Regions from separate parts of the Homo sapiens genome. Here region 1 is linked to region 2. Evidence: read pairs that join two places in POLR2A ChIA-PET (ENCODE). Cell type or tissue: HepG2. All regions are shown on one strand. Region 1 has its middle 26 kb from the start of HOMER3. Region 2 overlaps GATAD2A (GATA zinc finger domain containing 2A).

Region 1 (5,000 bases), 480 kb after region 2:
CAGGCTGGTCTCGAACTCCTGGGCTCAAGGGATCGATTGCTCCTGCCTTGGCCTCCCGAAGTGCTGGGATTACAGGCATGAGCCACCATGCCCAGCCTCTTTTATTTTGAATACCAAAATAATACAATAGTTCCCCCTTGCCTGTGGGGAATATGTTCCAAGATTGCCAGTAAATTCCTGAAACTTCAGAAAATACCAAACGTGTATGCACTGTTTTTTTCCTATGCATACATACATACCTATGATAAAGTTTAATTTATCAGTGAGACACAGTAAAAGATTAACAACAATAACATAATAAAATAGAAAATTAATAAAATTTGGATTTCTGGAACATAAGCACTGTAATACTGACACGGTTGATCTGATCACCCAGAAGATTACTAAGTGACTAGCCGGCTGGTAGTGTCTATGGCGTGGGCACCCTTAACAAAGGGATGATTCATATCCAGGGTGGGAGGGGGCGGGGTGGGGACTGATTTCATCACACTACTCATAACGGCAGGCAACTGAAAACTTACGAATTATTTCTGGAATTTTCCACTTAATATGTTTGGATTGAGGTTGATGGAAGGTAGCCAACACCACAGAAAATGAAACCTCAGGCCGGGTGCGGTGGCTCACGCCTGTAATCCCAGCACTTTGGGAGGCCCAGGCAGGTGGATCACCTGAGGTCATGAGTTCAAGACCAGCCTGACCAGTATGGCGAGACTGCATCTGTACTAAAAATACAAAAATTAGCTGGGTGTGGTGGTGCGTGCCTGTAATCCCAGCTACTCCAGAGGCTGAGGCAGGAGAATCACTTGAACCTGGGAGGTGGAGGTTGCAGTGAGCCGAGATCGTAGCACTGCACTCCAGCCTGGGAGACAGAGCAAGCCTCCATCTCAAAAAAAAAAAGAAAGAAAGAAAGAAAGTGAAACCTCCGATAAAAGGGAATCACTGTATACTATGTGAACAATTCAAATTTGCAGAGTCCCATCGAATACAGAATCCCACTCCCACCCCTTCAGTCCTTCCTGAGAGTCTGATGTGTTGTCTCTCCTATGGCCCAAATGTATGTGTCCTCCTGGAATTCATATGTGGAAGCCTAAGACCCATGTGACAATATGAAGAGGTGGGGGCCAGGCGCTGTGGTTCACACCTGTAACCCCAGCACTTTGGGAGGCCAAGGTGGGTGGATCACTTGAGGTCAGGAGTTAGAGACTAGCCTGGCCAACATGGTAAAACCCCGTCTCTACCAAAAATACAAAAAAATAGTCAAGCATGGTGGTACACACCAGCTACTTGGGAGGCTGAGGCAGGAGAATTGCTTGAACCTGGGAGGCAGAGGTTGCAGTGAGCTGAGATTGCACCACTGCACTCCAGCCTGGGGGAACGAACAAAACTCTGTCTCAAAAAAAAAAAAAAAAAAAATATATATATATATATATATATGACAGATGAGGTCTGCATATGTTGCCCAGGCTGGTCTAGAACTCCTGGCCTCAAGTGATCCTCCTGCCTCATCCTCCCATAGCACTGGAATTCTAGGCATGAACCCCCACACCTCCAATGATAGTTACTTTTTGCGAAGTGTTCAGGCAGGGCTGCTGGGACCCAGTACCACAGCAGCTCTATGAGTTGGAAACCATGGCCCAGAAGAGACTCAGAGTGAGAAAGGGCTTTCCCCAAAGGTGAATTTTTGTGTGTAGGGTGTGAGGTAGGGATCAAGGTTTATTTTGTGCCACACAGATACCCAGTTACTCCAGAAGAGTTTATTAAAAAGCCTGGGACTGGGCACAGTGGCTCACACTTTGGGAGGCCACGGCAGGCGGATCACAAGGTCAGGAGTTCGAGACCAGCCTGATCAACACGGTGAAACCCCATCTCTACTAAAAATACAAAAATTAGCCAGGTGTAGTGGTAGGTGCCTTTAATCCCAGCTACCCAGGAGGCTGAGGCTGGAGAATCACTTGAACTCAGGAGGTGGAGGGTGCGAAGACCCGAGATCCTGCCACTGCACTCCTGCCTGGTGACAGAGCAAGACTCTGTCTTAAAAAATAATAATAATAAATAAAATAAAATAAAAATAAAAATAAAAAGCCCATCCTTGCCCAAGCTCACAGAGGTAACCAGAGATGAAGCAGGGATTCCAACCTGCATTCCTCTGAGTCAACCTGGAACATTCTCCAAGTCTCCAGAGAGCCTGTCGTCATGGCCAGCTGAGCATGCTTTGCCCTGTCAGCAAAATGCAGTATTTGAAAAGTCACGAGCGTTTCAAAAGGAAGCAGAGTGAGGCGGCCTGGGTCAGCTCCAAGGTGCTTCCTTCCTGCAGGGATGGTGCAATATCCCCAACTGTCTACTGCCCGTTGTGACTTCACCTTCTTATACATTTATTTTTTATTTTTATTTTTTTATTTTCCTGCCTTATTCCAAGAGAGAAGGCTGCGTGTGCATTTCCGTCGGGGAGGTATTTGCCGAGGGGAAGTTCACAGTCATACCCATATCCAGAACCTTTGTGCATTGGGAGATGTTCCAGAGGAACTGCTCTGCCCTCCGGCCTGGTGGGGCAAACACCTGCTTACCCCAAAGCATCAGGATTGCAGGGGGCACAGCCAGGCTCCCAGGCCACTCTCAGAGCTGCCCAGTGCTCCCTAAGCCTCCCCAAATCAGAGAGAGAGTCCTCAAGCACTCAGAAAAATCTAGGAACCTCCCTAGGCTCCTCCTTCTGCCAACTTCTCATAGCCCTCCCAACCCAGGCAGCAGAACGTCTCTCCCTGGAGCCTGTTCCTGCTGACTGTTTTGTTTGTTTGTTTTTTGAGACAGAGTCTCTCTCTGTCACCCAGGCTGACTGGAGTGCAGTGGAACAATCTTGGCTCACTGCAACCTTTGCCTCCCAGGTTCAAGTGATTCTCCTTTCAAGTGATTCTCCTGTCTCACCCTCCCTAGTAGCTGGGATTACAGGCGTGTGCCACCACTCCCGGCTAATTTTTGTATTTTTAGTAGAAACGGAGTTTCACCATGTTGGCCAGGCTGGTCTCAAACTCCTGACCTCAGGTGATCCACCCACCTCAGCCTCTCAAAGTGCTGGGATTACAGACATGAGCCACCGTGCCCAGCTTTTTTTTTTTTTTTTTTTTTTTGAGTTGGAGTCTCGCCCTGTCACCCAGGCTGGAGTGCAGTGGTGCGATCTCAGTTTACTGCAACCTCCACCTCCTGGGTTCAAGTGATTCTCCTGCCTCAGCCTCCCAAGTAGCTGGGACTACAGGCACCTGACACCATGCCTGGCTAATTTTTGTGTTTTTAGTAGAGACAGGGTTTCACCATATTGGCCAGGCTGATCTCGAACTCCTGACCTCAGGTGATCTGCCCGCCACAGCCTCCCAAAGTGCTGGGATTACAGGCGTGAGCCACCATGCCTAGCCCCTGCTTATTGTTTGTTTGTTTTATAGAAATGGTGTCTCAATAAGTTGCCCAGGCCGGCCTCAAACTCCTGGCTTCAAGTGTTCCCTCCCACTGGAGTAGTGTTGTTGTCTGGGGTAAATACCCAAGATTTGTTGTCTCACAGGCCCGGAAAACTAGGACTCAGACATACAAAGAGTGAGGTTCAGAGTGGAAGTTTAATCGGTGAAAGAAAGAGAAGCGCTCTCTCTGCTGCAGAGAGAGGGATCTTGAACGGGTTTCCACTTCCTCAGTAAAAAGCAGTGAGTTTTATGGATGAGCTTAAGGAGGTGGTGTCTGATTTCCATAGGGCACAAAAGATTGGTTGGACCAGGTGTTTCATTTGCATAGGGTGTAAAAACCTGGTTAAGGCTATGTGTGTAATTTGCATAGGGTGTGAAAAGCTGGCCTTCCCATCCTAATCTTTTTTTTCTTTCTTTTCTTTCTTTTTTTTTTTTTTTTTTTGAGTCTCCCAGGTGGAGTGCAATGGTGCGATCTCAGCTCACTGCAACCTCTGCCTCCCTGGTTCAAGCAATTCTCCTGCCTCAACCTCCTGAGTAGCTGGGATTACAGGTGCCTGCAACCATGCCCGGCTAATTTTTTTAGTAGAGATGGGGTTTCACTATGTTGGCCAGGCTGGTCTCTTGGCCAGGCTGGTCTCAAACTCTGACCTCATGATCTGCTGCCTCATCCTCCCAAAGTGCTGTGATTACAGGCATGAACCACTGCGCCTGGCTTCTTAATCTTTTATTATGCAGATGAGTTCTCTAGCTGGCTGGCGCCATGTTGCCTGTTCATTTTTTTTTGTCGCCCAGGTTGGAGTGCAGTGGCTCGATCTTGGCTTACTGCAACCTCTACCTCCTGGGTTCCCGCGATTCTCCTGCCTCAGCTTCCTGAGTAGCTGAGATTATAGGCGCCCACCACCATGCCTGGCTAATTTTTGTATTTTTAGTAGAGACGGGGTTTCGCCATGTTGGCCAGGCTGGTCTCGAACTCCTGACCTCAGGTGATCCACCTGCCTCAGCCTCCCAAAGTGCTGGGATTTCAGGCATGAGCCACCGTGCCCAGCCAAACTAAAACCTGTTTCTTTACTGTACACGTAGTGACCAAAAAAAAGGGAAGCTGGAGCCCCCATGTTGAACATGCCAGGCCCTCAGGTGGCCCTTTTCCATTGACACAGCTGCTGGTATTCACCCCTGGAAGCTTCCCACTTGCTTATCCATGTCTGCAGCTCGATTTTTCAGGCTGTTTTTTGTTAGAAAAGAAATGAGTTGGCCGGGCGCTGTGGCTCACTCCTGTAATCCCAGCACTTTGGGAGGCCAAGGTGGGCAGATCACGAGGTCAAGAGATCGAGACCATCCTGGCCAACATGGTGAAACTCTGTCTCTGCTAAAAATACAAAAAATTAGCCGGGTGTGGTGGCAGGCACCTGTAATCCCAGCTGCTCGGGAGGCTGAGGCAGGAGAATCGCTTGAAGCCGGGAGGCGGAGGTTGCGGTGAGCCAAGCTCGCGCCGTTGCAATCCAGCCTGGGCAAAAAGAGCTAAACTCTGTCTCAAAAAAAAAAGAAAAAAAGAAAAGA
Region 2 (5,000 bases):
CTGGGAGGGTGGAGAGCAGAGTCAAGGAAAAGGCAGTGACTGCTAATGGGGACAAGGTTTCTTTTGGGGTGGGGGTGATGAAAATGTTCTAGAATTACAGGTGATGGTTGCACAATACTGTGAATGGGTTAAATGCCACTAAACAACACACTTTAAAAACGTTAAAACTGGTGAATATTCTACCATGTGAATTTTACATGCTTTTTTAAAGAGGTGAGAAAAGAAAACAAAAACAAAAATACTAATTCCAATAGCCATGAACCCCTCTAGAGCTACTAAAATACTAACAGGCAAAAGCAGGTTTGCTGTGACCCCAACAGCACAGAACTGGGTCCTTCAGTAAACATGCTCCTTTTATACAACAAGACCCCAAACAACCACACTGCCATCAGCCATCAGCCATCAGGGTAGGCAGCCTCTATGTCACCACCAACCACGAGTCCTACAGGACAACTGCAGGAGGCTGCAGCAAGCCCACTGTACACATGGGAACTCAGAACCATCTCCCAGCTAAAGATCCAATGCCTGGGAGTATGAGAATGTGGGACACATAAGGGAGAATTCACCAAGGAGGAGCCAAGGCAGAAAGAGGAAGTGGCCTCAGAGGGCTGGAATCACAAGAGTTACTACCAGCAGAGCCCCACCTCAGCCAGGCCTTATCACAGGCCCTACACTGCCTAAAATCCAAATAAAACAAAACTGCCATGGTGGCTTTTTTTTTTTTTTTTTTAAGGGACGAGGTCTCACTCTGTTGTCCAGGCTGGAGTGCAGAGCCACAATCATGACTCACTGCAGCCTCAACCTCCAGGGCTCAAGCAATCCTCCCACCTCAACTTCCTGAGTAGCTGGGACTAAAGGCACGCACCACCACACCTGGCTAATTTTTGTACTTTTTGTAGAGACGAGGTCTCGCCATGTTGCCTAGGGTGGTCTCAAATTCCTGGGCCCAAGAGATCCACATGCCTTGGCCTCCCAAAGTGCTGGGACCAACAGGCATCATACACGGTGGTTTTACACTAACACACTATTGGGGAAGTGCCACAGGCCTCAACGTCACAAGGTGTTTCACTCATTTATTTGTCCAAATACCTGCTTAAGTTTCTACTTAGGGATCAGGGACACCCTTGGGGTGCCAACAACGATAGGCCTCCTACTGGGAGCTGCCTCAGGAGCCCCAAGGAGAACACTGGAGTGGGGGGCACAGCAGGCACAGCACATACCGGAGAGAGGCAGGGTTGAAGTCCCTCACACACTGTTCGCTGGGTCCCTAGATCACAACTCTAAGCACTACTGTTCACGAAACAAGTCATGTGCAAGTCCAGCTAACCACCTACTTTATCCACTCGTGATGGGCTACGACTGCTGTGGATGGGCAATACCAATGGGGAGGGGAGAATGGTTTTCATCATAGAGTCAGGGTACTGGAGTGGTAGTCAGATGTGCCCCAGGTACTGAGCAGGGAGGCGACAGGAAGGAGGCCCAGAAGCTCATGCCCTTAGCTGTCCAGTCAAAGCCAGAAAGCCTGATTCACCCACAAGGGCCTCAGCTTCCTCACCTGTAAAATGGGAACAGCACCCACTTTATTGCTAACACTTCCTGAGGGCTCCACGAAGAGTAGCTGTGAGTGTTGTAATTACAGAAAATAAGAGTGTGTAAGAGAGGCTGTCTGGTGGGCTGACAGGCCACGGTCCCCTCTGGCAATTCCAGTCTCTGCTCATGGTTTTCTGCTTGAATTTAAACTACTCCCAAGTGGTCTCCTAAACTACCCCCAAGTGGCCTCTACCTCAGCTTTTATAAATGGCCATTTCCCCTCTTCTAGATGATCCAGTCACGAAGCTCCCTGAGAAAAGACCTGGGCCAAACCCAATTTTCACACTTTTCTTTAAGGAAAATTTCAAATCCACCCACAGAGTAGATAATGGTGTGATTAACTGCAGGTGCTTACCACCCAGGTCCACGGCCATCGGGGACCACCCTCGTGTCCTCCACATGCCGCTCCTTTCTCCTTCTCTCTCCCACTAGCTTCCACGAAGCAAATCCTATGAAACATGCATTTGTGCTAAAGGGGTCAGTATTTATCTCTACAGAACAAGCATGACCACAACACTATGATCCCACCTTTGATAATTTCACAATCTTCCGTCTTTGTTGGAGTCATATCTGGCTGGAATCCACAGGTCCCCTTACTGACACAATCGTATGCTCAAAGAGTTAGGATGCTTGCCCTGTTTCCCATTGTTGGTTTTGCAAATGGCGTCCCTGTGGCGTAAGTGCACATACCCCCAATTTCTCATGAACTAGACCTTGAGGCTTGGTGAGTGCGTGTCCCTGTGGAAGCACAGGACACTCTCCTTGGGGGCTAGCAGCTAGGGAGAATCACTGTCTGGACCTTACAGTCTGGAACCCCTCAATTCACTAGGTGACTGCAATAAACTTAAAATTCTGTCATTTCATATTAATTTGCTAAAACACATCAATAGCTGTGCTGCCCATTAGCCACATGTGGCTATTTAAATAGACAAAATTAAACTCCGTGTCCTCAGTCATGCTATGTTAAACGGCACGCAGGGCAGACGGTGTAGAGCATCCCTGTCACCCTAGGCAGTTCTGCGGGCCAGCACTGCCATGCGAGGGAACCTTGCCCTCGCCCACACTCTCGTTCCTGGAGTGTGCAGCCCACAGAGAAGATGCAGGAAAAATGCCTGTTGCTTTCCCTCTACCCATTTTTAAATGGGTAGCTAGCTCTCTAACTCCTACCAAAGGGGACCAGTGAGCTTCTTCCTTGTCCTTTAAGCACCAATAAGAAACTGTGGGTTTTTTTTTTTTTTTTTCAGCTTGGGGGGTCCTGCTACATTGCTCAGGCTAGACTCCAACTCCTGAGCTCAGGCAATCCTATGGCCTTGGCCTCCGGAACAGCTAGGATGGCAGGTGCGTATAACCACAGCCAGCTTAAACCCTTGGGTTTTTCTTTTTGTGAGACACAGTCTTACTCTGTTGCCCAGACTGGAGTGCAGTGGCGCGATCTTGGCTCACTGCAACTTTCCGCCTCCCAGGCTGAAGCAATTCTCCTGCCTCAGCCTCTCGAGTAGCTGGGATTACAGGCGTGCGTCACTATCACCCAGCTAATTTTTATATTTTCAGTAGAGACGGGGTTTCACCATATTGGCCAGGCTGGTCTTGAACTCCTGACCTCAAATGATCCACCTGCCTCAGCCTCCCGAAGTGCTGGGATTACAGGTGTGAGCCACGGCATCCAGCCAGCCTTGGATTTTTAACACATCTAACTCAGGGGCTCCTTGTTCTTGTTCACTCTCGCTTGCCCCATCTGTGCCAGCAGGGCCCCTGTGGGTCCTTCTGATACAACCCCAGTGTGTCTTACACAATTACCATGTTCCCAATGCAGAATGAGAATTAAGCGTTTTACTTAAAGTACTTCAGGTCTTGGCCAGGTGCAGTGGCTCACGCCTGTAATCCCAGCACTTTGGGAGGCTGAGGCTGGAGGATCACCTGAGGTTGGAGTTTGAGACCAGCCTGACCAACATGGAGAAACTCCATCTCTACTAAAAATACAAAATTAGCCAGGCATGGTGATGCTTGCCTGTAATCCCAGCCACTCAGGAGGCTGAGGCAGAAGAATCACTTGAACCCAGGAGGCAAAGGTTGTGGTGAGCCGAGATCGTGCCATTGCACTCCAGCCTGCGCAACAAGAGTGAAACTCTGTCTCAAAAAACAAAAACCAGGCCAGGCACGGTGGCTCACGCCTGTAATCCCAGCACTTTGGGAGGCCAAGGCGGGTGGATCACGAGGTCAGGAGATAGAGACCATCCTGGCTAACACGGTGAAACCCCGTCTCTACTAAAAATACAAAAAATTAGCCGGGCGTTGTGGCAGGCGCCTGTAGTCCCAGCTACTGTTGGGGAGGCTGAGGCAGGAGAATGGCATGAACCTGGGAGGCGGAGCTTGCAAGGAGCCGAAATCACGCCACTGCACTTCAGCCTAGGTGACAAAGCGAGACTCCGTCTTAAAACAAAAACAAAAACAAAAACAAACCCAAATTTAAAAATTTGCTGGACATGGTGGTGCATCTGTTGTCCCAGCTACTTGGGAGGCTGAGGTGGAAGGACTGCTGGAGGCTGCAGTGAGCTATGATCACACCACTGCACTCCAGCCTAGGTGGCAGAGCAAGACCCTGCCCAAAAATAAAAATAAAAATAAAAAAGCTAGTGCTTTGGGTTTTTATTGCATTTTCCTTTTGTGTGGAAAATTTTGGTTCTTAATGACATTACTTACTTATTTTCTCCTACAATATATAACAGGAATAATGCTAATATTGTTACCCTGAAACCAAAACCAGGATTCCAAAAAACAGCTGAAGATTTTAAGAAAGTTGTTTTTAGCCGGGCATGGTGGCGGGCGCCTGTAATCCCAACTACTCGGGAGGCTGAAGCAGGAGAATCACTTGAAACGTGAAGGCGGAGGTTGCAGTGAGCCGAGATCGCACCACTGCACTCCAGCCTGGGTGACAGAGTGAGGGGAGGGAAGGAACGGAAGGAAGGGAAGGAAAGAAGGAAGGGAAGGAAGGGAAGGAAGGGAAGGAAGGGAAGGAAGGGAAGGAAAGGAAGGAAAGGAAGGAAAGGGAAGGAAGAAAAGGAAGGAAAGGGAAGGAAGAAAAGGAAGGAAAGGGAAGGAAGGAAAGGAAGGGAAGGAAAGAAGGAAATAAATTTGTTTACCTTTATTGGGTATCTCGCTAAAACATTTACAGTCAAACTACGTTTTAAAGTTATCAGAAATAAGTTCTGAGAGGTTAAGTCACCAATGTGTGTTACAACTGACATGTACCTAGATTCATTCATTTTTGTCTTTGGTTTTTAAGGGATTGCTTCCCCTTCCACTGCCACCACTTGGCTTTTGTTTTATAATTATGTGAAGCACGTACATGATGCTACAAAGAAAGGACACGTGAAAAAGTCTCCCAGTGCCCTCTCCATCCCTTCTCCTGG

Evidence for each region. ChIA-PET counts read pairs that join two places held together with the same protein. Peaks named below come from ENCODE experiments on the same cell type or tissue, not always from the same donor. Only the 100,000 strongest peaks of a DNase experiment are listed, where the experiment ranks them.
Region 1: POLR2A ChIA-PET joins it to region 2 with 5 read pairs; 2 of 35 experiments call an interaction of 5 or more read pairs at or near these places.

The regions. Positions count from the first base shown.
Region 1 is chr19:18,965,200-18,970,199 of GRCh38, reverse strand. No RefSeq gene overlaps it. Among named protein-coding and RNA genes, the nearest start is that of HOMER3, 26 kb to the right of the region's middle. In HepG2, no CTCF peak of the experiment used is centred here; DNase peaks (open chromatin) are centred at 479 and 2,212; H3K4me3 peaks cover 344 bases.
Region 2 is chr19:19,440,603-19,445,602 of GRCh38, reverse strand. The region is part of intron 1 of GATAD2A (GATA zinc finger domain containing 2A); the gene reads right to left. Among named protein-coding and RNA genes, the nearest start is that of MIR640, 8.0 kb to the right of the region's middle. In HepG2, no CTCF peak of the experiment used is centred here; no DNase peak of the experiment used is centred here.